Regions from separate parts of the Homo sapiens genome. Here region 2 is linked to region 1. The links are chromatin loops, found by intact Hi-C in ENCODE. Cell type or tissue: PC-9. All regions are shown on one strand. Each heading gives the region's core, and the rest is flanking DNA. Links, peaks and the distances in the headings are about the cores only. Region 1 holds the start of ZNF285 (zinc finger protein 285). Region 2 holds the start of ZNF112 (zinc finger protein 112).

The links. Hi-C counts contacts between places; a loop is a spot of excess contacts. Peaks named below come from ENCODE experiments on the same cell type or tissue, not always from the same donor. Only the 100,000 strongest peaks of a DNase experiment are listed, where the experiment ranks them.
Region 2: it touches region 1 in a loop (2.6-fold over the local background); 15 of 110 quality-filtered maps call a loop at or near these places.

The regions. Positions count from the first base shown.
Region 1 is chr19:44,394,078-44,409,454 of GRCh38, forward strand. It overlaps ZNF285 (zinc finger protein 285), which reads right to left and starts at 7,531. Exons shown (of 4, transcript NM_152354.6): 1 at 7,491-7,531; 2 at 3,122-3,179. The coding sequence starts at 3,136. RefSeq lists an enhancer at 6,928-7,684. In PC-9, for the core only: no CTCF peak of the experiment used is centred there; a DNase peak (open chromatin) is centred at 7,534; H3K4me3 peaks cover 1,777 bases.
Region 2 is chr19:44,346,944-44,362,320 of GRCh38, forward strand. ZNF112 (zinc finger protein 112) reads right to left here and starts at 9,737. Exons shown (of 4, transcript NM_013380.4): 1 at 9,683-9,737. RefSeq lists an enhancer at 9,546-10,046. In PC-9, for the core only: no CTCF peak of the experiment used is centred there; a DNase peak (open chromatin) is centred at 9,768; H3K4me3 peaks cover 2,224 bases.

The DNA of each region.
Region 1 (15,377 bases), core at 6,512-9,011:
CCATAAAAAAATGATGAGTTCATGTCCTTTGTAGGGACATAGATGAAACTGGAAACCATCATTCTCAGCAAACTATCGCAAGGATAAAAAACCAAACACCACATGTTCTCACTCATAGGTGGGAATTGAACAATGAGAATACATGGACACAGGAAGGGGAACATCACACACCAGGGACTGTTGTGGGGTGGGGGGAGTGGGGAGGGATAGCATTATGAGATATACCTAATGTTAAATGATGAGTTAATGGGTGCAGCACACCAACATGGCACATGTATACATATGTAACTAACCTGCAGGTTGTGCACATGTACCCTAAAACTTAAAGTATAATAAAAAAAAAAGAAGTACTGAAATAACCTATTGGGTATTATGCTGATTACCTGGGTGACAAAATTTTACACCAAACCCCCGCAACACATAATTTACCCACGTAACAAACCTGCACATGTATCCCTTGAATCTAAAATAAAAGTTGGAAAGAAGAAAAGAAAATTTTAAAAAATTAAAAAAACCATCTCCTCATCAAGAAACCAATTTTTACATAAAATATTTCTATGGCTGCATATATCGCACTGCTCAGAGTTAAGTATTTACAGATATGTTCTCTCAATAGACTCTGCATCTCTAAATAAAGCAGAGGTTTCAAACAAAAGTTGTAAGCAGTTACAAAGGACTTCACAAGAACATGTTACTAACAATTGTCCAATTACCAAAATCTGACAATGATTAAAAACAAAATCTAGGGGAGTCAGCACGGTTGTCCTAATAGCACCACTCTCTCAGTAACACTACTGTATGCCTTCTTCTGTGGGAGGCAACAAAATTGAATTGGAGATAATCATTCAGGAAATACAGATACACTGAAGCTTACTTGGGGTGTTCCAATGTAGGAAGAAGGAGTTAGGAATAGAGGTTCACACAGCCTACTCCTCATTCTCCCTTCTCTGCCTCAGCTATAGAGCCTGGGAAAACAAAACACTCATTTCTCCACCACCCTTGTAGCTGGATGGATCCCTTGTGGGAATCCTAGGCAGCGATTGTCATAGGATGCAGATACAAGGACAGCCCCAAAATATTAAGAAACCAAATTTATAAATGAATAAACACATGCAAAAATCTTTAAATCTTTTCCTCTATGAAGTATTCTTGTATAACCATCTATGAAGTATGAATCTATTCAAGCATCTGGTGCTTCCACTTACAAGAAATACTGTGGATAGAGTAACACACTGAAAGACACCAAAAGGAAGCAAACAAATGCATTCCAAATGTAGGAAAGAACACAGGACACCAAACTTGGTTTCTGCAACAAGTCAATAGCAGGAGAGAATAAAGTAGAGGGGCAGATTTCTCTAGATTAAAAGACATTATGAGATACAACAACTAACTGTATGATAGTATAGACCTTGTTAAGATCCCATTTGAACAAACCAACTGTTAAAAAATTTTTTGAGATAATCAGGGAAATTTGATTATTGTCTGGGTATTAGATAATACCAAATAATTATTGATTATTTCATTAGTCCATTTTTAAGGAAATATATACTGAAATACACAGAGAGTGTGGTAAGTTAGACTGCTGTTTAGAAATATCCTCTTCCATGCTCTCCAATCCCACTAAAGGACCAGAGTGTGTTTCCTTACCCCTTTAGTTTTGACTTGGCAGTGTAACTTATTCTGGCTACCAAAATGAAGCAGAAGTGATAATGTGCCAGTTCTAAACCTGGGCCTTGACAGATCTCACATGTCCACTTGCTCTCTTGTCCCTCTGTCTTCACTATGAGGACACAACCAAGCTAACCAAAACGAGCAGAGTGCTACCAAATATCCATGGCATTGGCTTTAGGTCCAGGCCATAACCATTGAGGACACTGTTACAGGAGGCTGGAAAAATGGTGACCTGGGTGATGCAGTGGTGAACATTTGGTGAACTGTTGCTGTAATTTAGAAGATAGAAAATGTACCTAATGAATCTTGGACTTGGGCAAGATGGTTTCCAGGCAGCAGGATAAAAGTGTGAACTCATTCATTTTAGTTGCATATATAATAAGGTACTATACAAAAGTGATATGCTCAGAGAAAAACCAATACCATGTGAAATACCATGCCTCTTTCAAATACTTTGGGAAAGAAAAAAACTGAAAAAGAGATTAAGCAATTCTCTTTGGCAAAAAGTTAATTGTTGAAACTGCATGATGGGTACTGCAAATGGAGGATCATAATACCATTTGCTCTTTTTGTGTATTTTCATAATTAATTTTTTTCATGATTAAAAGAAAATCCTTCCTCCACACTGTGATGGTCTTTCTAATGTGTCAACTTGGCTAAGCTACAGTCCTCAGTTATTGAATCAAACACTAATCTAGGTATTGCTATGAAGATAATTTGTAGATGTGATTAAAGTCCATAATCAGTTGACTTTAAGGGAGATTATTCTAACTAATCTGAGTATGTCTGATTCAATAAACTGAAAGGTCTTATGAGCAGAGCTGAGGCTTCCCTGGGAGGGGGAGAAATTCCACCCACAGACAGTAGCTTCAGTCTGTGTCCAAGAGTTCCAGCCCACCCTTCCTGAGGGGCTGCCCTGTGGATTCTGGACTTGCCTAGTTAGCCCCCATAATCATATAAGTCAATTCCTTATGATAAATCTCTTAATATATATCTCTTACTGGTTCTGCCTTGCTGACTGAACTCTGACCAATACATACCCATTCAAATCTTGCTACTTATTGAATGAGGCCAGTCACATTTAGAGTATGGTCACGTATATGCTGCCCATGCACTCGGATGCTGCGGCAACACCAAATTTCTGTAAGTTTCTGAACTTACTCTTGATTCTTTTTCCCTCATCGGGCAGTGATAAGCAGTTCATGGACTGGTACTGATACATGAACTACACTTAGAGTAGCACCAAAGTAGACATCTTGAAATCTGTGAGTTTGTTTCTTCACTTCTATAAAGGGAGTCAAACCACCTGCCTCACAAAGTCATTATGAGCAGATAAAGTACCTAATACATAGTAGTCACTCAAAAAATGCTGACCTCCTTTCAGAAAACAGAAGTGTCTGGTTCCTCAGAATGAACAGCATATTTAAAGAGAAAGAAACCCTTAACTTACCTGGAACTTAATCATACCGTCTTCCTTTTGGAAAGGGCAGGATTCTGGAAAAGCAGAACTGCAAAGAAGAAATAATCCATGAGATCATGGGTTCAACAAGTTGTGAATGAACATTGGTTCCTTCCTTATCTGTACAAGTTTCTCACAATTTCTCCTCTCACTGGATATCATCTCTTCTCGCTCTGAACAGACTGAACTCCCACCTCCTCAAGACTTCCCTAGATTTGTCCCCAGTCCCTCAATCTCAGACCACTGTGTAACTCCTATCTCTCTCCTGAAGCTTTTGGGTCAAAACCTGCACATTCTTTTCCTTTTCTGAGACTTGTGAATGAACTGACATAATCTACATCTCAATTATGCTGGAAAAGAGGCTACAGAATTGCTGAATAAGGGAGCAATCTCAGGGCTGGGCACAGTGGCTCACACCTGTAATCCCAGCACTTTGGGAACCCGAGACGGGTGGATCACTTGAGGCCAGGAGTTCGAGACCAGCCTGGACAACATGGTGAAACCCTGTCTCTACTAAAAATACAAAATTAGCTGGGTGTGGTGGCGGATGCCTGTAATCCCAGCTACTCAGGAGGCTGAGGCAGGACAATCACTTGGGAGGCAGAGGCTGCAGTGAGCTGTGATTGCACCACTGCACTCCAGCCTGGGCAACAGAGACAGACTTTGTCTCAAAAGAGAAAAAAAAAAAAAACAGAGGAAAAAAAAAAGAGAGAGCAATCTCAGGATGACAGGGACCTTCTGCTATTTCCACTTTCGCATGCAAGACTTGATCTTGTATGGCCAAGCCTGTGGTCTAAAGAACATGCCGTTAGCCAAAATATACAAATTAAATCCCAATTTTTATTATTATGTTAATCAATAATACAAATTTTTAAACATCTACACCTTGACTCTTGGCTTCCTAAACTATCTCTCCAGCACCCATTCTATCCCCTGCTTTTGCAAATATTGATGACACACCTATGACATATAAGACACATTCTCTGTTCTGGAAATGCTCATGGTATACTGAACTACACATGTTCTCAGACTGCAGGTAGACCAAAGTAGGTAGACAGAGGCCTTCTAAGCTTGCCACTTCATATACACTAAAGCCCCTTCCTGTTCTGCTTATATCAGTGGATTCCCTTGCCAGTTAGCTTCCAGTTGGGTTCAGCCAATGGGGAAAGCCAGCAAGAGATCCAGGGAAGGGACAAGAGTGAAGTCAGAATATTTATTCCCCCAGGTTTTTCCCTAGAGGTTGCTGTGGAATGGCTATATTCCATATCCATTGACCAAAGGTCATGGCCTCCATCAGGCAGCTGTCATCCCATAAATCTTTCTTCAGGTTTTAGCAACTGCCTCCTCCCTTAGCCCTTCAGTCCTAAAGTCAGTAAGTTACCCTGCTATCACTAGCTCTGAAATATTGCAGTATCCTTTGTTGATTACCACAGCCTGCCTACAACTTTATAGATTGTCCCTTTATTAAGCTCTTCTCAAATTACCCAATTTGAGTGTTCTGTTTATTTTTTATTGGGATTCCATCTGATAAACCCTGTAAACACAATTGCCTCTGGCCTTTGTGGAGAAACTTATTGTATAAAATTGCCACTTTAAGCACTGTGGAAACACCGAAGATTAAAAAACAAAAGCCCAAAGCCATGTTTCTGCCTTCTCAGATAGTGCTTCTCACACTATCTGTGATAAAGGACTAGTTTTTAAATTATTATTACTGTTACTTTCAGTCTGTCACAGACTGATATTCTGGTAAGATACAGTAACAAGAAATTACCAGAAAAAGGAAATTTAGAAGGTATGCAAATTAAAGCCCAATTGTTATTATTATGTTAATCAATAAGACAAAATTTTCAACATCTACACTCAAGTTCTCAAATTATCTGGTCACAGACCAATATCATTTATTGGCACTGGTCTGTGGGCTACCCTTTGAATTGCAGCTCACAGGGTTATAGAATCAGGTTAATAGAATGTGAAATGTCTTTTTGGTAAATCCTTGGACTCTTTTTCTCTCCTTTCCTACCTTTAAGAGACATCATTAATCACTTCTTATTTTGGGCTCCAACAAAGGCCAAAATAAGGAGGGTTCAACTCATTAGTACAGCATGAATTACATCGTTTTACAATAGTTAAAACCTACCAAGAAAACACTCCTCCTTTCCCCTGTCAAAAAACTACAAATCCTAAAAAAAAAAAAAAATAACCAAGCTGTAGTCTTTTATCCACTGTACTTGGTAAGGATCTTATCATTTAACAAGCACTCAATCAATGTTTCTCAATATTAACAAATGCACAAATAGAATTGGCTTGGATATTATACATTAGATGCACGTGCAAAGACATAAACTCACCCTCTACTTCCAGTACCTGTTCTCACTGAAGAGCCAATAATGGGACAGGTTTATTTTGAAGCACACATCCACACACATGCACTCACACATATATGGTTGGGGGTTTGGTTTCCTGAATTTCTGGCTTCAGACACTACCTGCCTGTATCAAGTCAGGGCCGTGGCACGAACCAGACGGCACATTGAAATTTGAGGAGAGTTTAATAAACAGACGGCTTACAATGGTGTTGGCTCGGGGTAAGGAAATCACAATGGATAAGGCTCTATCCTGGGGAGTGACAGGGAGGTGCCATTATAATACCTGGGCCTTAAGAGGTAAGGGGAGGGAGCAGTCCCTGGAGCCTGGAACTAAGAGGACTGTGTGGCCAGGGCCACCCAAACTATGACCTGTTGTTTAGAAGGGCAGCTAATCTGTGACAATCCTGCAGAGAGAGAACTGGGGGACAAGATACTCCAACTCACACTTCTTCCTCTCTCCAAACTTTCCTGTTGAGACTTCCCATTGGCCAAAGACAAGCAAGGCCAGAAGGCAATGGCGGCCTTTCAGGGCAGACAGCAGGGTGGAAAAGGTGGGGAGCCAAAGGCATGGGACACATGGCACCTCAAGACTCTTGTTTTTTCCCTATCTGCCAAAGTCCACACAGCTCTCGCACACAAATGCCTTTCTCATCCCTCACCCTGACAACTACTCTGATCTGAGGAATGCATCAGGAATGAGACCAGATGCCCATATCAACTTCTTCAGGGAATGAAGACCTAGAGGAAAAGTGCAGCTGAATCTGGAACTGCAATTGCCCAGAAACACGATCAGAAATGTAATAAATGCTGCTATTACACCTAAAATAATTAACACTAAATCTCTAACTTTATCAAATATACAGAGAGTGTTCAAACTTCAAATTTGTTGAGTGTAATTTAACAACTTATATTTGCTAATGTGCTTTATAATACTCAAAGTCCCTACTCCCTGGCTCACAGCATGTGAGGTGAGAATGGAGTTAATAATTTGGGGCAGTTCTTTTCTTTTCTTTTTTCTTTGAGACAGAGTCTGGCTCTGTCGCCCAGGCTGGAGTGCAGTGGCGTGATCTCAGCTCACTGCAAGCTCCGCCTCCCGGGTTCACGCCATTCTCCTGCCTCAGCCTCCCGAGTAGCTGGGACTACAGGCGCCTGCCACCGTGCCCGGCTAATTTTTTGTAATTGTTTTTTGTAGTAGAGACGGGGTTTCACCGTGTTAGCCAGGATGGTCTCGATCTCCTGACCTCGTGATCCGCCCACTTTGGCCTCCCAAAGTGCTGGGATTACAGGCGTGAGGCACCGCGCCAGGCCTGGGACAGTTCTTTTCAAAATGTATTCGGTGACATTAAACTCTGGAGTTATTACAGTATTACAGTCTGAGTTGTTTCTTTATTGCCAAAAGCCAGAACCTCTGCCTTGAAGTCATAAATGCCCCAATGGAGTCAGAGCTGCCAAAATCCAGAGTTCAGACCCAAGACAACTCCCCATCCAAGAACCTAGGGGTGCTGAGCCAGAATCGCCCCCACCAAACTGAGCGAGAACAGCCGAAGCCATCCTCTATATCCAGAGACTAGCTGCTTAAGCAAATCCCTCATCCCATTCAGGGACGCACAGTCCAGCCATTACTCCAAAACCCTGAGCCAGCGCCCCTCTGCCCTCATCCAGAGATGCACATCCCAAGACTGACCCTAAGCTTCGACCCGAGGAGGCACAGCGCAAGTCGCTGTCACGAAACGTGAAGATGCACTGTTTTGTCAAACCCAGGGCTGCTCCCCAAACCGAGCCCACGCTCGAGCCCACGCTCTTCCCATCCTATCCCGGGTAGGTCGGGCCGCTGAACTTCCCTAGTCTACCCCACCTACGAGGCCTTATCATTGGTTACCAGTCCCCTCTTCCACTCCTCCTACTTCAGTCCACAGGGACGGGTCACAGCTGCACATCCTACACTCCTACTCCTGGCTACGCCTCCAAGAGGGGCGCGGTACAGACGGGACTCACCCCAGCGTCCCAAACAATGTCGCCCGCAGCGTGCGTCCAGTACCATGGCGCATGCGCAAGGAGGCCTATGGCCTACAATCCCCAGAAAGCCCCGCGCGCAGCAGTGGCCATTCGCAAGGCTACCCTGGTGAAGGTGGCCTTTGACTTCCGTGCATTTGGAAGTCCTTTGACTTCCGTGCATTCGTCTAAAATAACGACAATCATAATAACGATAAAATAATGAAATGTTAAATAAATCACTATCAACGATGAAAAGAAGTTTCAATATTTTACTACTTGGAAATGGGCACTTTACCGTTTTAGTGAAGACTTTTATAAGTTCTTATTTTATAGGCATGTCTTTTAACGTTAAAACCACGAAACTTTTCAATTAACACTCACTTAAATAATTCCCTCCCCGCCCCCCACCATGTTTTATTTCTGTTGATGAAAACTCTGGATAATCTACACTTGCGATATAACATAGCCCTGTAATTTATTTCCTAGTCTCAGAAGAAGCAGAAGGAATTAACAACTATTGTCTGAATCCTTAACAGGGGAATTGCAGGAGTACTGAGAGTGTCCTAAAAGAGACACATTACAACATAACAAGAAAACGCGGGAAGTTTTCAGATTCTTTTTGAAAATTTGCCCTTGTTGAGACTTAGGCTTTATTTTACTTCATGTTATTGCATTTAAGATTTAAGATTTCTATTAAAGAAAAATTTGGGTACCCTAAATGGGGTAAGAAAATTGAATAGGAATTCCATTAGAGGCCCACAGTTTTAGCCTGGAGGAAAGCCCTGATAACGTGTGAGAACAATCTGTCTCCTAGGAAAGGTCACCTGGTCCTGCTGGCAGAGTCTCTGTTTGGAATATCTGGCTGGCATTCCCTTTTCCACGCACCCTCAAGCTGTAGGGGTGGTGAGGCGGTTCCAGTCCTAGACTAGATAGAGAAGTGAAGACCCCCACCTCTACGCAATGGGCAGGAAATGGTTGAATAATATCCAACTATAGCTTGACATCGCAGCTTAGGGCACATAAAGGGACAGTGCAATTGTTTTGGCTTATCTCTGTCTTTTGATGTTTACATGTTTGATGTTCTTATATATTGCTCTAAGTTGAAGGATTACTTGATTTAATTTGACATACTTGAATTTTAAAAAACGAGTTCAGGAACATTTTTATTTTTGACCTAATACAAGGTTAATTTTTGTGACATCTGTGTCTGTTGGAAAACAATGTGTCTTCTCTATCAGATGGATATGCATACATTTATATTTTCCCCAGACTTGCTAACTGTGCTATTTAAATTTCCTACATGCTTATTTGTGCTTACTTAGATTTTTTCATTATGCATCTGTCAACGATTGAAAAGTGCATGTCAAAAAGGTTCCCAGTCTGGGCGTGGTGGCTCAAGCCTGTAATCTCAGTACTTTGGGAGGCCGAGGTGGGCAGATCACGCGGTGAGGAGTTCAAGACCAGCCTGGCCAAGGTGGTGAAACCCCATCGCTACTAAAAATACAAAACTTAGCCAGGCATGGTGGCAAGCACGTGTAGTCCCAGCTACTTGGGAGGCTGAGGCAAGAGAATCACTTGAACCCAGGAGGTGGAGGTTGCAATGAGCCGAGATCATGCCACTGCACTCCAGCCTGGGCGACAGAGCAAGACTCTGTCACCAAAAAAAAAGAAAAAAGAAAAAAGTGAAAGAAAAAAAAGCCTATAATGGTAAATTTGTCATTTTCCTCTCTATAGCATTTGCTTTATTTATTTATTTATTTATTTATTTATTTATTTCCTTTATTTTTTTTTTGAGACTGAGTCTCGCTCTGTTGCCCAGGCTGGAGTGCAGTGGCGCCATCTCAACTCACTGCAAGCTCTGCCTCCCAGGTTCACACCATTCTCCTGCTTCAGCCTCCCGAGTAGCTGGGACTACAGGTGCCCGCCACCAGGCCCAGCTAATTTTTTTGTATTTTTAGTAGAGACAGGGTTTCACCGTGTTAGCCAGGATGGTCTCCATCTCCTGACCTTGTGATCTGCCCACCTCGGCCTCCCAAAGTGCTGGGATTACAGGCGTGAGCCACCATGCCCAGCCTGCTTCATTTTTCAAAAGTCAAGTTACTAGGTATACAAATGGCTTTACTTTTTAAAAGTTGTGTTGTTAGGTATGGAAGTGTTGTATTCCTTATCTGAAATACTTGGGACCAGAAGTGTTTCAGATATTTTATTTTTTTCAGATTTTGCAATATTTGCATATACGTAATGAGATATCTTGAGGATGAGACCCAAGTCTAAATGCAAAATTCATTTGTGTTCCATATAAACCTTATACATGTAGCCTGAAATTAATTTTATAGAATTATTTTGAATAATTTTGTTCACAAGGTTTGTATACAATGTTTGTGTGCATTGAACCATCAGAAGCAAAGATTGCCTTCGTCAGATGACCAAAGAAAAATCAATGAAAAGAACAGAAAGAAAGCAAATACTTCAGGTGTGGAATTTTCCACTTGTGGTGTCATGTTCACATTCCAAAAGTTTTAGATTGTGAAACATTTTGGATTTTAAAATTTAGTGATGCTGACCCTGTGTAAGTTTCATAATGTTCATATCTTCTTGATGGGCCAAAAATTTCGTTAACAATTTTAAGTATTTTGTATTTTCACCTTGAGTTTACTTTTCAGTGAAGACTGTACCTGCTTTCTTTTCATTAGATTTCATCTAGTATTTATTCTTTCATTTTGTCTTAAAATTAGTATATTTCTTTACCTTATTATTTATATACTCTTTATTATTATAGTTATTTTTAAATGTTACTTTTACCTAATCTAAGAGCTTGGCTTTAGTCTGAAAATCCACACTTAAATGGGTGTGTTAAGAACAAAAGAGAAAGCTCTTGTATAATTGATCTAGGAGCTGCTCATACTTCCCAACTGTAGAACAGTGAATCTGGCCTGTAATCCTAGTTGCTCAAGCAGCTGAGGTGGGAGGATGGCTTGAGCCTGGAAGGTTCAGGGTGTAGTGAGCTATGATGGTGCTACTGTACTCCAGCTTGGGTGACAGCATGAGATCTTATGTCTGAAAAAATAGAACAGTGACCCTCAAACAGGAATGAAATAGCCTCCCTAAGACTTTTTTGAATTGTGTGAGTGATCTTTGCTTGCTCCAGTGACTGGGGTATGTGTTTAGTATGCAGAGGTAAGGAATGCTAAACATATTGCACTTGTAAATTAATTCTCTCAACAAAGAAGTCATCCATTCAAATACCCAACAGTAACCCCTTGAAAATCACTGCTCTAAAGGAAAGAAAATGAACAACAATAACCTCAATCAAATAAAAGGAGGGAAAGAAACAATCAAATCAGTAAAGAGAAAGTCAAACTGCTGCTGTTTGCTGATGATATGATCATATACCTAGAAAACCCTAAAGACTCCTTCAAAAAGCTTCTAGAACTCATAAATGAATTCAGCAAAGTTTCAGGATACAAAATTAATGTACACAAATCATAGCTCTGTTGTACACCAAAAGCAACCAAGCTAAGAATGAAATCAAGAACTCAACCCCTTTTACAACAGCTGCAACAAAAAATACATAGGAATATTTCTAACCAAGGAGGTGAAAGACCTCTCTACAAGGAAAACTACAAAACACTGTTGAAAGAAACCATAGATGACACAAACAAATGGAAACACATCCCATGTTTATGAATGGGTAAATCAATATTGTAAAAATGACCATACTGCCAAAAGCTGTTTACAAATTCAATGCAAGTTCCATCAAAATACCACCATCATTCTTTCCAGAACTAGAAAAGACAATTCTAAAATTCATATGGAACCAAAGAAGAGCCCGCAGAGCCAAAGCAAGACTAAGTAAAAAGAACAAGTCTGGAGGCATCACATTACCTGACTTCAAACTATACTATAAGGTTGTAGCCACCCAAACAGCATGGTACTGGTATAAAAATAGGTACAAAGACCAATGGAACAGAATAGAGAACCCAGAAATAAATCCAAATACTTACAGCCAACTGATATTTGAAAAAACAAACAAAAACATAAAGTGAGGAAAAGACCTCCTATTCAGGCTGGGCGCGGTGGCTCACGCCTGTAATCCCAGCACTTTGGGAGGCCGAGGCGGGTGGATCACAAGATCAGGAGATCGAGACCATCCTGGTTAAGGCGGAGAAACCCCGTCTCCACTAAAAATACAAAAAATTAGCCTGGCGCTGTGGCGGGGGCCTGTAGTCCCGGCTACTCAGGAGGCTGAGGCAGGAGAATGGTGTGAACCTGGGAGGCGGAGCCTGCAGTGAGCCGAGATCGCACCACTGCCCTCCAGCCTGGGTGACCCAGCGAGACTCTGTCTCAAAAAAAAAAAACAAAAAAAACAAAACAACAACAACAACAACAAAAACCGTATTCAACAAATGGTGCTGGGATAATTGGCAAGCCACATGTAGAAGAATGTGACTGGATCCTCATCTCTCACCTTATGCAAAAGTCAACTCAAGATGGATCAAAAACTTAAAACTTGAAACCATAAAAATTCCAGAAAATAACATCAGAAAAACCCTTCAAAACATTAGCTTAGGCAAAGACTTGATGACCAAGAACCCAAAAGCAAATTCAACAGAAAAAATGATAAATAGGTGGGACTTAATTTAACTAAAAATTTTCTGCACAGCAAAAGAAACACTGAGCAGAATAAACAGACAACCCACAAAGGGGAGAAAATCTTCACAATCCATACATCTGAAAAAGGATGAATATTCAGAATCTTCAAGGAACTCAAACAAATTAGCAAGAAAAATACAAAGAATCCCATCAAAAAATGGGCTAAGGACATGAATAGACAATCCTTAAAAGAAGATATACAAATAGCCAACAAACATATGAAAAAATGCTCAACATCACGAATGATCAGGGAAGTGCAAATCAGAAACACAATGCAATACCACCTTACAGCTGCAAGAATGGCCATAATAAAAGATTTAAAAAATAATAGATGTTGGTGGGGCTGTGGTGAAAAGGGAACACTTTTACACTGCTGGTGGGAATGTAAACTAGTGCAACCACTATGGAAAACAGTGTGGCAATTCCTTAAAGAACTAAAAGTAGAACTACCATTTGATTCAACAATTCCACTACTGGGTATCTACCCAGAGGAAAAGAAGTCATTATATGAAAAAGATAGTTGCACACACGTTTATAGCAACATAATAAGATGTTTTATAAATATAAGTGATGAAATCCCTCTATTGAAAGTTTATTAGAGTTCATCAGCATTGATATCATCTCTCAAAATTAAAAAAAAAGTTTTCTTTTGTTGTTTGTTTTGGTTTTTGTTTGTTTGTTTTGATGCATGGTCTTGCTCTATTGCATATATATATATATGTATATATGAATGCTATTCCACAATAAAGAGGAACAAATTAATGCCATTCATAGCAACTTGGATGGAATTGGAGACCATTATTCTTAGTGAAATAACTCAGGAATAGAAAACCAAATATTGTTTGTTCTCACTCATAAGTGGGAGTTAAGCTATGAGGATGCAAAGGCATAAGAATGATACAATGGACTTCAGGGATGGAGGGGAGGGAAGGATGGGAGAGGGGTGAAGGAAGAAAGACTACAAATTGGGTACAGTGTATACTGCTCAGGTGATGGGTGCACCAAAATCTCACACATCACCGCTAAAGAATTTATTCGTGTAACCAAATGCAACCTGTTTCTCAAAATCCTATTAAAATAAAAATAAATCAAAAAATTAAAAGCCATTGCAAATAAAGACAAAATCAGATGTTTTATAAATATAAGTGATAAAATTTCTCTATTAAAAGTTTATAGAGTTCATCAGTGTTGATATTATCTTTCCAAATTAAAAAATGTTTTGTTTGTTGTTTGTTTTGGTTTTTGTTTGTTTGTATTGATGCATGGTCTTGCTCTGTTGCTTACTGCAGCCTCAACTTCCTAGGCATGAGTAATCCTCCCACCTCAGTGTCCCAAGTAAGTGGAACTACAGGTGTGCACCATCATGCCTAACTGATTTTTAAAAATTTTCTTATAGAGATAGAGTCTCACTGTGTTGCCTAGGCTGGTCTGAAACATGTGTGTTCAAACAATCCTCCCAGCTTGGACAGAAAAAATGTTGGAATTACAGGCACAAGCCATCATGTCTGGACAGAATTTTTTTTTTTTTTTTTTTTTTTGAGACGGAGCCTCTTGCTCTTTTGCCCAGGCTGGAGTGCAATGGCGCGATCTTGGCTCACTGCAAGCTCTGCCTCCCGGGTTCACGCCATTCTCCTGCCTCAGCCTCCCCAGTAGCTGGGACTACAGGTGCCCACCTCCACGCCCGGCTAATTTTTTTGTATTTTTAGTAGAGACGGGTTTTCACCATGTTAGCCAGGATGGTCTCAATCTCCCAACCTCGTGATCCAACCGCCTTGGCCTCCCAAAGTGCTGGGATTACAGGCGTGAGCCACTGCGCGCGGTGTAAAAATTTTTTTAATTAAAAATTAAATAATTAAAAAGTGGATGAAAGACATAACAAGGCACTGAAATGAAAAATGACGAAAAGGCATCAACTATGACCACCTTGTTATCACAAAAATGAAAACCAACATCATTTTTACATATCAAGTTCACAAAGATTAAACATAAATCCCTTGATCCTCAATAGTGTGAAAAAATGGACACGTTTACATTTTAGGCTGACAGAAAAAAACAAAAACAGTTTTTCCTCCGCTCTCACATCACAACAATCAACACAGAAGATTTCTGTGACGATATGTCTAGGGATTTCTCTCGGTCAGTCAAGCACACAATCCATTCTGCTGTGGAGAGCAGCTGGGTGTCTTCTAATTCATTTATGACACTATCTAACTGGACATAGCATTAGATTCCACAGGGCTCAGTTCCGCAAGACTGGCCTCCCACTCTAATAACAATGGCAAGCCATACGTTGTTTTACCTATGCTTTCATCAACTAGCTATAAATCAGGTTTCCACCGCTCCCTATTTTAGTTGCATTACTTTCCTCGAACAGCTCACAGCACGCAGGGAAACACTGACATTTACAACTTTACCATAGCGGATATTGCAAAAAATCCAGAAAAAAAGATTCATGGGTCCTGGCAGGGGGAAGGGGCGCACTACTTTCCAGGAAGTTTTACCCAGAAGCTCTCTAAACCCAGTCCTTTTGAGTTTCTATGAAGGCTTCACTCTATAGGCATGATAGGTTAAGCCATACGCTATTGGTGATCAACTCAACCTTCAGGCACTCAACCCTCCTGGAAAATGGGGTTCAGGCACTGCCATTCTCAGTCTGAATAATAGAATTTACATAAACAGAATTTTACAACAGATTAGCATAACTGAAAACTGAATTAGATGATTGAATTATCTGGAGCCACACCTTGATATTCCTAATCCAATCACCCTCATCCAATGAATGCTCCACCCAACTGGCCCCGAAGTATCTAGATGGTTCCAGAGCAGAAGAATGTTTATACAACGGATATCTCCCCTTTTTCTCAAAAGTCGTTTCGCTTACACGGGTAATTCTTAAACTGCCATGCATCAGAGTCAGGGGGAGGGCTTGTTACAACACAGATCTGTGGATCTCCGGGGTTTGAGGGTTGCAAGGATGCTGCTGGTGTCAAAACCACAATGTGAGAACCACAGAACCACTAGATGGTTTTCAGTGTTTCAGTGCATTTAATTCATAATATATTTCACCAAGAAAACTTGTAAGTTCTTAGATTGTCCCAAATGTGGCGCATGAAATCAAATCAGGAGAACAGTTTCCTACGCGGTGTAACCTGGGAAAGTTGGGGGTGACTGATGGAAAGGAGGAGTGAAGCTCCGCCCTTTCCGCTGCCAGGCTGCGCCCGCCCGAGGCTATTT
Region 2 (15,377 bases), core at 8,572-11,071, 45 kb before region 1:
ATGTTAATAGTATTATTCAGGTCTTTTGAATCCTTACTGGTTTTCAGTCTTCTTGTTCTACTGATTACTGATAAAAGAGTGTTGAGATTTCTACATAGAACTGTGGGTTTCTCTATTTTTTTCTTTTAATTATATCAGTTTTTCTTCATGTAACTGTTGTTTTGTAGGTACACTTTTAGGATTGTTATGTCTACTCGGGGAACTGACCCTTGGCATGGTGTCCCTCGGCATCCCTGGCCTTGGTCTGAAGTCTACTTTGATATTAATATAGCCACTCCGTAGTACAGCTCCTTTTCACTTTTTCACTTTCAAACTATTTATGTCCTTGTATTTAAATGGAGTTATTTTAGACCACATATACTTGGTTCTTGCTTTTTATCCAATCTTACAATATATTTTAATTGATGTATTCAGGCCATTAGCATTTCCTATAATTATTGATATAGCTGGGTTTCTGTCTACCATTTTATTATCTTTTTTCCTGTTTGTCCTCCCTGATTTTGTCCCTCTATTACCCCTTTTTCTGCCTTCTTTTGGGTTGATTTTTTTTTTTTTTTTTTTTTACTATTCCATTCATTGTATCTATTAGCTTTTGGCTATATGTCCTTTTTTTTTTTTTCCAGTGGTTGCTCTAGGGTTGTAATATACATATCTAATCTTTCACAGTGTATTTAGCATTACTGTTTTACTACTTTTTGTAAAATGCAGATGCCTTACCAACAAATAGTTTCCTTTATCTCCCCACTTTGTTTCATTTGTATATACTACTCTATATACACAAAAACCTCTAGCCAAGAAAGTTATAATTTTTATTTAAACAGTCATGCATATTTTAAAGAGTAGAAAACCAGTATTTTATATTTGCCAAAAAACTTACTATTTCTGGTGCTCTTTCATCATTTCTGAAGTTCCTAGTTTCCATTTAATATCATTTCTATTCAGCCTAAAGAACTTCCTTTAGTGCTCCTTTTAGCACAGATGTGGCATTTTTTCATTTCATTCCTGAAGGACATTTTCACTGGATATAGAATTTTGTACTGACAACTCCTTTAAGAATATTAAAGATGTTTTTCCAATGTTTTCTGGCCTCCATGGCTTCCCATGAGAAATCCACGTATATCTGAATCATTGTTCTACCAGATATATAATATGTCATTTTCTCTAGCTGTATTCAAGAATTTTTGTTTATTTTTAATTTTCAGAAGTTTGATTATGATGTATCCAGAAGTGATTTTCTCTGAGTTTATCGTATTTGGTATTCAACGAGTTTCTGGAATCTGTAAATTTATGTCTCTCACCAAATTTGGGCAATTTTCAGCTAGTACTTCCAAACAAACACTTCTCTCCTCTCCTCCTGAGACTCCAAAGACAGGAATATTAGACTTCTGATATTGTCCCACAGGTTCCGAAGGCTCTGCTCATTTATTTTTCAATTTTTTTTCTCTCTGTTGCTCAAATTGCATTTTTATACTAACCTATCTTCAAGTTCACTGATTCTTTTTTCTGTCATCTCCAGTCTGCTACTGAGCCCATCGAATAATTTTTTTTTACTTCAGATGTTATCTTTTTCATAAAACAAATCTTAATTTCCTAAGAATTCAAATCAAAGTATTTTCTCTAACTATAACAGATTTAAAGTAGAAATGAACAAGAAAAAATATCTGGACAATCTCCAAATGTTTGGAAATTAAGCAGCATACTTCTAAGCAACCAATGAAATTAGTCACAAAAGAAATTAGATGCAGTGAAGTGGAAATGCTTCTTAGAAAATAAATTAGAGCATATTTTAAATGGAATCAAGACTTAAATGCAACATATCAAAATGTAAGAGATGCAGCTAAAGCAGATATTATAGGGAAATGTATAGCAATGATGCATATATTAGAAAAGAGGTCTTAAAGGCAAACAGAAAAAAAGGACGTAGTAAACCTAAGACAGAAATCAATGAAATTAAAAACACAAAAACACTAGACAAAATCAAGCCTATCAAAATATGGCTGGGCCAAATCCAGCCCACTGCTTGTTTCTGTACAGGATGTAAGCTAAGAACGGCTTTTACTTTTTAATGGTTGAAAAAAATCCTGAAAAGATTATTTTGTGATGTGACAATTACATGAAACTCAAATTTCAGTGTCCATAAAGTTTTACTGTAACACAGCCATGCTCATTTGTTTACGTACGGCCTATGGCTGCTTTTGCATTACAGCAGCAGTGCTATGTAGTTATAACAGAGTTCATAGGTGGCACTCTCATTTCTTCATATTGTTGCTAAGCACAATTTAAACCACTGTGACTCAGCATTAGGTTAACTCAATTGGGTTAAATGCTGTTAATTGAACAGCATTTCAAGTAACATATGTATTGCTGTACCACAACATTTTAATTTTTGTATTACTAATACACACTCTTCAAGCCAAACACAAGAAAAAAAAACAGAAAAACAGACTTTGTTACACTTTGAAGGCACAATGGAGGTGAAATATTTTGTGAATGAATTAGATGGCAAAGCTTATCATGCTTATTGTGCTTCCTATGCAGTGACAACGTATCTATGCTAAACTAATCAAACCTATGTCAACACTGTCACGCTAAGCACTCATCACAATATTCTCAATTCACAATAAATGGTCCGAAAAATTAGAAAATTTTAAATAAAATGTCTCATCAGAGCAGAATTTCTTCACAAAAAAAATAATGAAAATGAGGTAGCAACTACAGTACATTTTGATATTCAGATATTCAGCTTCTATTTCTGCCCCAAGCAAGGAAAGTAATTTACCAGTGATGAATTAATTAAATCATGTTTGATTGCAGAAGGCAAAGAAATGTATCCAGATAAAATAAATTTGTTTATGATTAGTAGACTTTGGGCAAGACCAACTGCTCTAAGAGTTGAGGACAATGGGAACAACATTATGGTCCATTAAAATACAAGGGAAATGATTCTGATAAATTTATTTGGCTCTTGATTTCACAGATGTTACTAATGTTGCTCAGATATTGTGTATTCAAGGAATCAATGCCAAGTTTGAGTGGTTGAATGGTTAGCCTCTAGGAACAGTCGATATGGAACAACCACAGGTGAAAATATTACCAAAGAAGGTACAAATACTAATTCAGTAAACCTGAGGCAGTACAATCTGCTAAGAAGTGTTAAAATTGATAGTGGTAAAAGATATGTTGGAGCAGAAAAAGGCAGAGGTTGGATTTATAAAAACATGTATTTAAAGCCTATGGTTACTCATTGTATTCTTCATCAGCAGGTACTTTGCAGAGAATATTTTAATCTATCATGTGCTATTGAACCACTAGTGGCAACAGTGAACTTCATTCAAACTCAAAGATTTAACCATCATCAGTTGCATGAATTTCATGAGAAACAGAAAAATTCTGACTTGCCCTACCACATGAGAGTTCAATGTCTGAGCAGCAATGAAGTTTTATTGTGATTTTTTTTAAATCTCAGGGCTGAGACTGAAATATTTCTGAATAAGAACTTCCCTCAAGCATTACTATTGATATAATACTGAATGACATTGGAAATTAGCTTTAGCTGCAGACTTGATAATGCTTCTTAATGAACTCGACCTAAAATTAAAAGGCAAAACAGTACTTATTTGTGAAGCTTATAGTGTAGGAAAGTTATTTCAAAGACAGTTAATGTCTGAATCACAGGTAATGCTAAGCCACTTTACAAATTTCCAGTGCTGTCAAAAGTTAAAACAAGTAATATCTCAATTCCCACACAAATTTGTAGTATATATGTTATCTGAGCCCAAACTTCAGAATTGTAGCAGTGTTTTCAGACCTTGATGCAAGCGCAAAGGACCTTTCTGCATTTCAAAGTCCATTTCATTGTACACTGCATAATTCTCCTAACCTTCCATTGAAAGTGATTATTCTGAAATGTAGTGACATACTAAAAGGTAAATATCAAGAGTCTACAGTAATTCTTTAAATGTCTTCTGTATTAGTTTCTATTGCTGCTATAATAAATTACCACAAACTTGGTGGCTTAAAATAATGCAATTTATTCTTTATTAGTTATGGAGATCAGAAGTCTAAAATCAGTTTCCTTGGGTTAAAGTCAAGGTGTCAGCAGGGCTGGTTGCTTCTCATAGGAATCCATTTCCTTGCCTTTTCTAACTTCTAGAGGCTGCTGGAATTCCTTGGCTTATGGCTGCAGCACTCCAATTTCTGCTTCTGTTATCATGTCACTTTCTTCTAATTTTGATCCTTCTGCTTTTCTCTTATAAGAATCCTTGTAATTACACTGGGCCCAACCAGATAATCCAGGATAATCTACACATCTTAAACTCCCTAAGTTTAATCACACCAGTAAATATCTCATACCATGTGAAGTAACATTCATAAGCTCTGGGAATTAGGATATGGACATCTTTAGGGAGCCACTATTCAGTTTACCACATCTTTCAACTCATTGATATTCACAATTAAAATCATTTGCTTATGGATTAGTATCAGTATTTCATAGGACCTATTTGTTTAAAAAATTTCTTTTCAAAGATAAAATACATAAAATCTCATTACAAATCAGCATTAACAGATGAACATTTACAGTCAATTTTGATGACAAGGAATAGCAACCTTGAACTTCAATTAAGTTGTACTCAATCATTATATCTTAAATTTTGTCAATTAAAGTTTCCTCTCATTATATAAATACCTAAATAATAGTACTGATATTTCTAGTTAACTGGAAAAACTAAAATATTTACAATCTGGGCCTAAAAAAATAGGTTTGCTGGCTCCTGGACAAAATTAATTCAACCCACAGGCGGTTCTTTGCAAAGATTAGTAAAAATTAAACTCCTGATGAAGAACAAAAGAGAAAAGACACAAATTACCAAAATCAAGAATGAAAGAAGGGATATCACTACGGACTTAACAGGCATTAGAAATATAAATGAATTAACATTAATGAATTCAAAGTGATAGATGAAATGGTTTAATTCCTTCAAAGACACAAAACACAAAATACTGATGTGAGAAATCAAAGAGAAAAATGAAAAAAATCACTCAAAATTCTACATACTGCATTGATTTGTTCACGTGATGTTATGGAAAAGGCAATGGGGTTGGGGAGTGAACCAGGGGTTTCCTGGGGTTAAGAGTTGGGGAAGAGTTTGACTACAAAAAGGTACCACAAGGGGATGTTTCTGGGCGATGGAACTGTTGTGAATCTTGATTGTGGTGGTGAAGTCTACATGACAATGCAATTGTCAAAACTCAGAAATGTACACCAAAAAGAATAAATTTCTACTATAAGTAGATAAGTTAAAAAATAAATGTTAAAAAATTAAATAAGGCTGTTCTACAGGTACTTGTCAAACTTTTAAGTGCACAGCAATCACCAGCTCCAGTAAAAGTGAAGCAGAAAAAGCATTTGACAAAATACAACATCCACTCATGACAGAACTTTTGCAGACTAAAAATATAATGGAACTTATAAAAATGCTTTCCCCTATGATCAGGAACAAGGCAGAGATGTGTACTCTTGACATAACTATTCAACACTGTACTGAAAATCAGCCAGTGTAGTGAGGCAAGGAAAAGAAATAAAAAGCATACAGATTAGAAAGGAAGAAATAAAACTGACCCTATTAATACACAACATGTGTCTCTGTGGAAAATCCCAAGGAATCTACCAAAAAACAAAAATTTCTAGTGAGTATAGCAAAGTCAGAGAATACAAGGTCAATGCACAAAAATCAGGTGTATTTCTATACACTAACAATGTACAACTGGAAACCAAAATTTTAAAACAATATGATTTAAAATAGCTCTAGAAGAATAAATTATATATTATACTCGGGCATATGTCTAAACAAAACATGTATAGATCTGTATGCAGAAAATCATGAAACACTAATGCAAGAAATTAAAGAACACTTAAATGAAGGGACATGTTATATCAATGAACTGGAAAACTCAATGTGATAAAGACGGATCTACTGATTTTACATAATGTCAATGAAAATACCAGCTGAATTTTTGGTAGATATAAATAAGCTGATTCTAAAATGCATATGGAAAGGCAAAGGAACCAGAATAGCTAAAAGCAATTTTGGAAAAAAAGAATAAATTTGGAAGAATCAAACTATCCAGTCTTAAGATTTACTATCAAGCTACAGTAAATATGATATCTTGGTACTGGTGAAGAGATACACACATAGATCAATTTAGCAGAACATGGTACAGAAATAAACCCAAACAAGTGGTGTTGGGATGGTTGGTCATTCATATGTAAAGAAATAAAACCCAACTTAACCATCACATATTATAAAAAAAGTTAAAATGGATCACAGATTTAAGTGTAAAACCATAAAACTTCTAGAACAAGAGAAAATCTTCACGACCTGGGGCTAGGCAGACTTCTTAGATATGACATCAAAAGCACAATCCAAAAAAGATAACATTGATAAATTAGATGTAATTAAAATTAGAAATTTTGTTCTGCAAAAGACACTATTAAGAGAATGAAAAGACAAGCTACAGGCTGAGAAGGAATATTTGCAAATCACACATCCAACAAAGGACTTATATCCAGAATATATAAATAGCTCTCAAAAATCAACAATAGGAAAAATATAACCCAATGTAAAACTGGGCAAAGCATGCATACAGACACTTCCGCAAAGAAGATATAAGGATGGCAAAGAAACAATAACAAAAAAAGAAATATCTGCTGAACACCATTAGCCATTAGGGAAATGTAAATTAAAGTCACAATGCTTAGAATGGCTAAAATAAAAAAAAATAAGGAAAATACTAAGTGCTGATGAAGATGTAAATAAACTGGAACTTTCTACATCATTAGTGAGAATGCAAAATGGTACAGATACTACAGTTTGGCATCTTATAAAGTTAAACATACATTCCCCATATGATCCAGTAACCACACTCCTGGCTTCGTACCCTACAGAAATAAGCACAAAAAAAACTGTACATGAATGTTTATATCAGCTCTATTCATAAATGCCAAAAAGTGGAGGAAAAAGTCTATCAACCAGAGAATAGATAAACTGTGATACATCCATAAAGTGGACACTTCTGTTAACCAGAAGTAAACAGAAATGAAGTATTGATACGTATAACAACTTTGATGAATGTCAAGAGCAATTTGCTGAGTAAAAGAATCCGGTCTCAAATGTTAACATATAGCATCAGTTCATTTATACGACATTCTCAAAAAGACAAAACTATAGCGTTTTAGTGGTTATGGTAGTTGCCAGTGGTTACAGGTATGGTGAGGGGTAATTATGAGGGAAGACATGAGGGGAGTTTTTGGGGTGATGGAACTGTTCTTTTTCTGACTACGGTAGTCGTTATACAAACTATGCCTGTGTTGTAATAGAATTGTATACCAAAAATAACAAAATAGTCAATGTCACTGTAAAAACATTTTTTAAAAACCTGTTTTAAAAACCTGGAAACACAACCTCAGTTATAAGGCATGGTCTATAAATGTTGTTACCATTTCTAACAATTTGTTTCTTAGGAATTTTTTTAGATTATCAAAACATAACCAATCATTGCTCTTCAACTCTTCAATACTCTGAAATAGTTGGTGGATTATATAACCTACCAATATTAAGTGAGATTAAGGAATATATCCAGGGGTTATTTCTATTCTATTTTGATACCTAATTCCAATTCCACACTGCAAATCCTTGATGCCAGCTGTCTGTTGAGTAGCTACTCTAACCATAAACCCTTAACAACCTTGTACGATGTGCTGGGCACATGGAGAAAAGTATGACATGGTCCCAGAAATAGAAGAACTTTCAGTGTATGGATTTAGATAAAGAGAAATAAGAAACAAAGAGCTATAAGACTTAGGCAAGGCAAACTCTATACTGGAACACAAAATTCATCACCATCCTTCTCCAAGGTACAATTCTCTTGCATCCCCTAGCTTCCTCAAGTAAGGACCATTCTGTAAGCTTCAACGAATGAAAACCTTAGAGTAGCTGCTGGCATTTCCCTTTCAAAGTCTTGGATATAAGCAATTTATGATCATCAACGTTTGGCAATTATGACAATCAATCAAACGATATTATACTAAGTCGATGTTAGAGATTTGCTTTAAAATACTGAAACAAAAAAAAAAGGGACAGGGAGTTGATACAAGACTGGCAAATGTTAACAAAGGTTGAAGCTGGGTGACGCTTCCACAGAATTATTTTAGTCATATTACATTTGGCTATGCTTACAAATTTCCATAGTAAAAACTTAAGGGAAAAATAAAAGCTATGAAGCCTATTTGGTTAAACATGGGTGAAAATCCAAAAAGAAGTCTACTGGAAGAGGAAAACATTGAAATATTAATATTGTTACTGTTATATCTTGTGGTTAGCATAATTTTTTTCTTTTACACTTTCTATACTTTCTTAATCTTTTACAATATGCAATAATTTATATAATCAGAATATGAACTATAAATATTTCAAATAAAATTAAATTACAGATAATTTTAAAAAATCAAAAATTCAAAGCTTATTAACCTTGCTTTCACGGTCCTCTAGTAAAATCCAAATATGTGTTCTGAAGCTGATACTAAACACATCAAGAACTAAGGCAATGGATGGAAACTATTTGAATTCAAATCCCAGCTCAGGCTCTTACCACCTGGGTGACCTAAAGATAAACCACCTATGCTCTATGTCTGTTTGCTTATCTTTAAAATGGGAATGGTGGTACCCAACCCAGGCTCAAAGGGCTCTTGTGAGGATTAAAGATGTTAATTCATATCAAACTCTTAGAATGATCAGCACTAAATGTTTAAATACTATCTTTATTACTCATGCCCAAGTACTCCCTCATCCGTTTCTGCATTTATTGAACAAATATCAGCGCATCTTCGAGCAGAATTTGCCAGTGAATGATGGAAATATCGTCTTCCCTGAAAAGAAAGGATGATAAGTACTACTCAGGTGAGACTCCGCTGCCAAGTGCCAAAGGGTCATTCCCTCCTTCTCCCTGCAGCCTTTTTCAAGAAGTCAAGGCTAAAGAAGGAAAGGAGGATGGGGGAAATCAGAACTCCTGCATGAATTACAATGGACTACCCAGACAGCCAGGAGTGATCCTGTCCTAAAGAAAAATCTCTCAGTGATCAGAAAAGGGCCAGGGATACTCTGCAGCTGGAGCTCTGACCCCATCCTGGGTTCACAGAAGCTTTCAGGGAACTGAGTCCTTCTCAGAAAATTAAAAAGTGCTAATAACAAGAGACCCATCTTCTACCACCTGTCAGGCTCTGTTCCAAGTCTTTTTATTTAACTCTCAAAAGAACTCCATTAGATAGATACTAGTACCATTTTAAAGAAAAAGAAACATAGGCAGAGAGATTAAGATACTCGCCTGTTATTATACTGCTAGGAAGTGGCAGAGCTGGTTGATGGTCAGGGGAAAGGGCTGGGGAAGTACAGAACCCAGGAGATCCCCAGTCCCTGCGATGTAGGATCTTGGACCCCCGGCGCTAAGTGGGGATGCGCCAGCTGCCCCACACTGGAGAAGGCTCATTCAAAGATAACACAAATCCCGCCCTTCGCCGCAAGTGGATTATCCTCCCCTAGAGCTACTGCCCGGTTGCTACTGGACCCCAACAAAACGAACATCAGTATGGACGGAAGGAGCAGGAAGCAGGGCGGGGAGCGCTCACCTTTCTGGGAGGAACGAAGGCCGCGGCCTAGCGTACCTGGGGCGGAAGTGGCTCTGCCTACCGAGACCTCCTGGACTACGCTTCCCAGAATTCCCGACGGGATCAGGGAGACGGCCTCAGCCTCCTAGAGCGGAAGTTACCCGACTACACGGGGCTCCCAAACTACATTTCCCAGAATTCCTAGAAAAACTCTCCACTTATCTGCCTGCCTAGGACGCAAGTACCGGGTGCCAAGCTGAGAGCCTGGATGATATTTCACATGTGCCGGTCCCAAAGGAATTCCTTAACTCCCCCTTCCTGGAACCGAAATGCTTCCAAAGACAGAGAGCTCGTATATATATTTCTCTGTTTTACCCAGCGGACCGTGCATGAAAGGCGCCTTTCCTGGCGCGTGTGTCTCTGACCCTGTGGATCTTCTGGACAATTCCCGGAATTTCTTGCAGGGTAGCACTTTCCCTTAAGTCGTCTCTTTCTCGTTTGGATAGTCAGTATTTGTATAGTCACTATTCTCTTTTGGTTAGCCATCCAATTTTATACTGCTAGTCCAGTTCTACTGCCTTCCCCCTAGAGTTTGAATTTATTTTTCTTCAAACGCGACACAAACCCAAATAAACTCAACCAAAGCGGACTTTACCTACCTACCTACCTACTTACCAAGAAAATATCCCATAAAGGAGAGAACAGAGAAGCTTGCAATACAGGAAGAAAAAAGAAAAGAATTACAGAATGGAAGCGATGTGTGCGCTAAAAATGCAGGTACTTAAAGGAAATTGGGCTGATTTGTACTGGACACCGAATTTAAGGAATACAGGATCTCAACCTTTCTTTGACTCGATTACCTTTTTATTCCATTTTGGTGTGGACGCGTCTGAAACTGATAGTGCTGCTGCTACCTACCATAATGTGTTTGTTGCAAGATCCACAAGAACGTGGATGCCAAGAATCCACAAAAAAACAGATGCAACCGTTGATGAGGCCATAAGCAGAAACAGTAAATGGTTCCCACGTTTCCTCTGCTTTAACTACTGATGATGAAATGCAAGTCATAAGGCAAATAGAAGGGCTGTACTGATACAGACAAAATGTTATTATTATGGGAAGGGATAAGTCTCTTGTAAAACCTCGAAATTTTTTTCTTCTTTGAGAAAAATCTATCACCTATTTTCACCCTGCTCTTGATATAGCAAATATTGTAAGTTGTCTTATGGAGGACAGGATGATTCAGGGAGGACGGTGAATGGGTTGACTCAATCCAGAAAAGGAAGAGGAAAATAAAAAGACATAACGACCAATCTGTGAAAATGCTCACGGGGTCAGGAGATCGAGACCATCCTGGCTAACATGGTGAAACCCCGTCTCTACAAAAAATACAAAAAATTAGCCGGGCGTGGTGGCGGGCACCTGTAGTCCCAGCTACTCGGGAGGCTGAGGCAGGAGAATGGCGTGAACCCGGGAGGCGGAGCTTGCAGTGAGCCGAGATCGCACCACTGCACTCCAGCCTGGGCAACAGAGCGAGACTCCGTCTCAAAAGAAAAAAAAAAAGACACTATTAAGAGATGAGACTATTTGATTCTTTATTTAACAACTCCTTTCCAAGGAAATGTTTCTGAAAATACATACGGTTTACATATTAAAGAGGATCAATCTGATAATAGGGGATTTTTTTTTATAAAATGAAAGGAAATTTTAAAAATAAAAGGGACAGAATAATACTTTGTGTACTTCCACTTCCAGTAATAATAAAATGAGTGATTTGGAACAAACATCTGGCAGAGGAAAGATGAGCAAACTTTTTAAATGTCAAAAGGCATCAAAAGACAAGATAATGGAGAAATGGTGGGCCAAAATTCAGAAACACTTGGGAGAGTCATGCATTTGGGGCTACTTTTCTCCTGGGGATGATGGTCTAGTTTAGGATCTGAAAAGCCTAGAAGCTCTGCAGCACTTTTGACACCTATATGAAGCTGGGGGAACAAAAGATTCTAGCAAAAACTAAAATTCGCATCTTTTCAAGTGCACATAAGATTTGCACAAATTAGCAAAATGATACGGGATTTCAAAATACTGAAATACTAAATATGCTTTTGAATACAATGAAATTTGGCTAGAAATCAATAAAAATACAACTAAATGATTCATGTGTGCATTTAATAAATATTGTCTCATCTCCAAACCCACCATTCTTCACTCTGCTTTATGGGGCTGGAATGGGGGAATCTGCAGCCAATCTTTCCCGACCTCCACACCCCCAATCTGGTTCTGTGTTGGGCAATTATTAGCAGAAGCGTATAGGGGTGGTGGGGGCAGGGAGATATACTATATCCTGTGCCTGCCAACCAGCAGTACTTTTTCTTGTAGCAACTGCCTAATTTTCAGTTTTTCTAACACTTGAATAACCTATTTCATCATGGCTCTTTGTAAACATTATTAAACAACTTCCCAAAGACTGATCCTTAGATGTCTAAGTCCTAACACTGCAGGGCCCTGCTTTTGAGCTCAGAGACAGCAGAACCAGCCCAACATTGACCTCTCCTCAGAGGTCTGAGTTTCAGGTGAGCATGACCTTCCTTCAAGCTTCTAAGTTTTAGTAATTCTGGTCTCTTCACTTTGTTTCCTCAGACCTCAGGTGGTTGCTGCTTGCTGCAGTTGCTATTTCCTGCAGTTGCTGCTTCCATCATATATTAGAGTTCTTTTTTTTTTTTTTTTTTTTTTTTTTTTTTGAGAGTCTCGCTCTGTTCCCCGGGCTGAAGTGCAGTGGTGCCATCTCGGTTCACTGCAACCTCTGCCTCTCGGCTTCAAGCAATTCTCCTGCCCCAGCCTCCCGAGTAGCTGGGATTACAGGCATGCGCCACCACGCCCAGCTAATTTTTGTATTATCAGTAGAGATGGGGTTTCACCACATTGGCCAGGCTGGTGTTGAACTCCTGACCTCGTGATCCACCCGCCTCAGCCTCCCAAAGTGCTGGCATTACAGGCGTGAGCCACTGCATGTGGCCTACAGTTCTTTTTCTGCTCTTTCAGAAATCTAGCTACCAACTCTACAATATGCTAATTTTTCTTTTCAAATAATTGATAAGGTTTCTATCTTCTCAGTGGACCCTAAATTACAAACTTGTTTAGAAATTAATCAAACCACTTTTAAGTAATCCATAGATAAAAGACTGTGGCATTGAAATTTGGTGTCATCAGTGAATTCTACCAAATATTTAAAGAAGAAACCATGTTCATCTCAAAATTATTCCTGAGAATAACAAAATAGGAAACACTTTCCAACTAACTTTATGAGGCCACTGTAATAACACTGACAAAATTTGTGAGAGGCTTCATTAGAATGGAAAATGACAGGTCTGGCCAGGCACGGTGGCTCATGCCTGTAATCCCAGCACTTTGTGGGGCTAAGGCAAGCAGATCATGAGATCAGGAGATCCAGACCATTCTGGCTAACACAGTGAAACCCCGTTTCTACTAAAAATACAAAAAAAAAGCCGGGCATGGTGGCACGTGCCTGTATTCCCAGTTATTTGGGAGGCTGAGGTGGGAGAATCGCTTGAACCTGGGAGATGGAGATTGCAGTGAGCTGAGATCGTGCCACTGCACTCCAGCCTGGGTGACAGAGGAGACTCCATCTCAAGAAAAAAAAAAAGAAAAGAAAAAAGAAAGAAAAAGAAAATGACAGGTCTATCTCGTCATAAATATACTTTCAAAAATGCTAAACAAAATGTTGCCAATGATATATAAAAGGGCAACCTAGGTATCAGAGAAAAAAAAAGTTTGATTAATCACCCATTTATCATAAGAAAATTTAGGCAACTAAGCAATAGTAAAGATCTACAAAAATGGCAACAAATATCAAAAGGAATAGTGAAATATTGAAAACATTTCCTCTATGATGGGGAACAAAATAATGATGTCCACCCCAATCATTTCTACTAAATACCACATTTGCTCCTTTATCCTGCAATCTTGCCAACTAATCTAATTAATTTTAATATTTTATGTGTAGATCTTTTGAATTTTATATGCATGCTCATGTTGACTTCAGATCTGCAACAAATGGGGCGCTGCAGCAACATGGGAACAGGGAAAATATTCAATACATGTTGCTGTTAAATTGAGTATTGTGAAATAAAACTGAAATTGACCTATACCTCCCACTATATGCAACAATCTAAGGCTGGTGGATTGTAGAGCCCGATTTGAAAAGCATTTCTTATGACACTTAAATCTACTCAGTGTATAAACCTATAAGAAATGTGTACCAAAATACACATATAAGAATGTTCATAGCAGGATCATTCATCACAATGACATGCTGAGAATACTCCAGATGTCTATCGATGATAGTATGGATAAATATTTTTGTTATTTACACAAGGTAAAAGCAAGGACATTGAACAAACTTTAGCTGTACATGCAATACCATGATGACTCCCATAAATATGTTGAGCAAAATAACTAGACAAACCCAGTAGATGCAGTGTGATTCCACTTGTACGAAGTTCATTAGACATGCAAAATTCATCAATAGGATGATTTTGGACACTTAAATAGTAAAAATATGAAGAAAAGCAAGGGAATCTTAAAACTTAGGGTAGTGGTTTCTTTTTATGGGGAAGAAAGCATCATGATGCTGTGAGAGTGGGGTGTTTGCAATTCTACCATGCTTCAATTTTTGTTGTGGGTGGTGATTATACAGCTGTTCATTTTATATTCATACTTTCACATGTATATTTATGATTCAGACACTTTTCTGAATGTGAGTGATATTTCAATCTGTAAAATCAATGATATATGACCAACAAACTGTGGTGCATCAATACAATAGAGTATTATTCAGCCATAAAAAGAAATGAGATATGAAGTTATGAAAACACATGGAATAACCTTAAATTCATATTGTTAATGGAAAGCAGCCAGTCTGTCAAAGCTACGTACTGTAATTCAACTATATGATAATCTGGAAAAGGCAAAACTAAAGGTCAGTAAAGTGATCAGTGGTTGTTAGAGGTTCAGGGAGATTAATTGATAGAGCACAGGGTATTTTTAAGCAGTGACACTATTCTGTGTGATACAGTATGGTTGATATAGGACATTATGCTTTGTCAAAACCCATGGAATGTACAACACAAAGAGTAAGCCCTAATGTAAACCACAGACTTTAATAATAATGTATCAAAATTGGTTCATTAGTTGTAATAAATATGCCACACACATGCAAGATGCAAACAATAGGAGAAACTGGGCAGGGGAAAGGAGAGTATATGGGAAATATTAATACTTTCTCAGTTTTTCTGAGCAGTTTTCTGTAACCCTAAAACTGCTCTTAAAATAAAGTCTATTTTAAAAAATCAATGATATGTTTCAAAGGAAACTGAATATATGGCATAGAACTTTTTCAGAACTTAGAGGGAAGGGCTAAAAATAATGAGAAACTCTATAATGAATATGAACATACTGATCAGGTGTATCTTATAAGCTAATGAGAAAAAATGAGGATTAGAGAAGGAAGCAGATTGTAATAAATAAATCATTAAGAAAGAATAAACAATTTATCCACATGGGCAAAATCTCATATTGGAAGGAGGAGAAGAAGATGGAGGAGAAGGGGGAGGAAGGTGAGGGTATGTAGGAGGAGGAGAAGTAGGAGGAGGAAGAGTAAGAGAAAAAGGAGGAAGAGACTCGTAGAGATGCACTT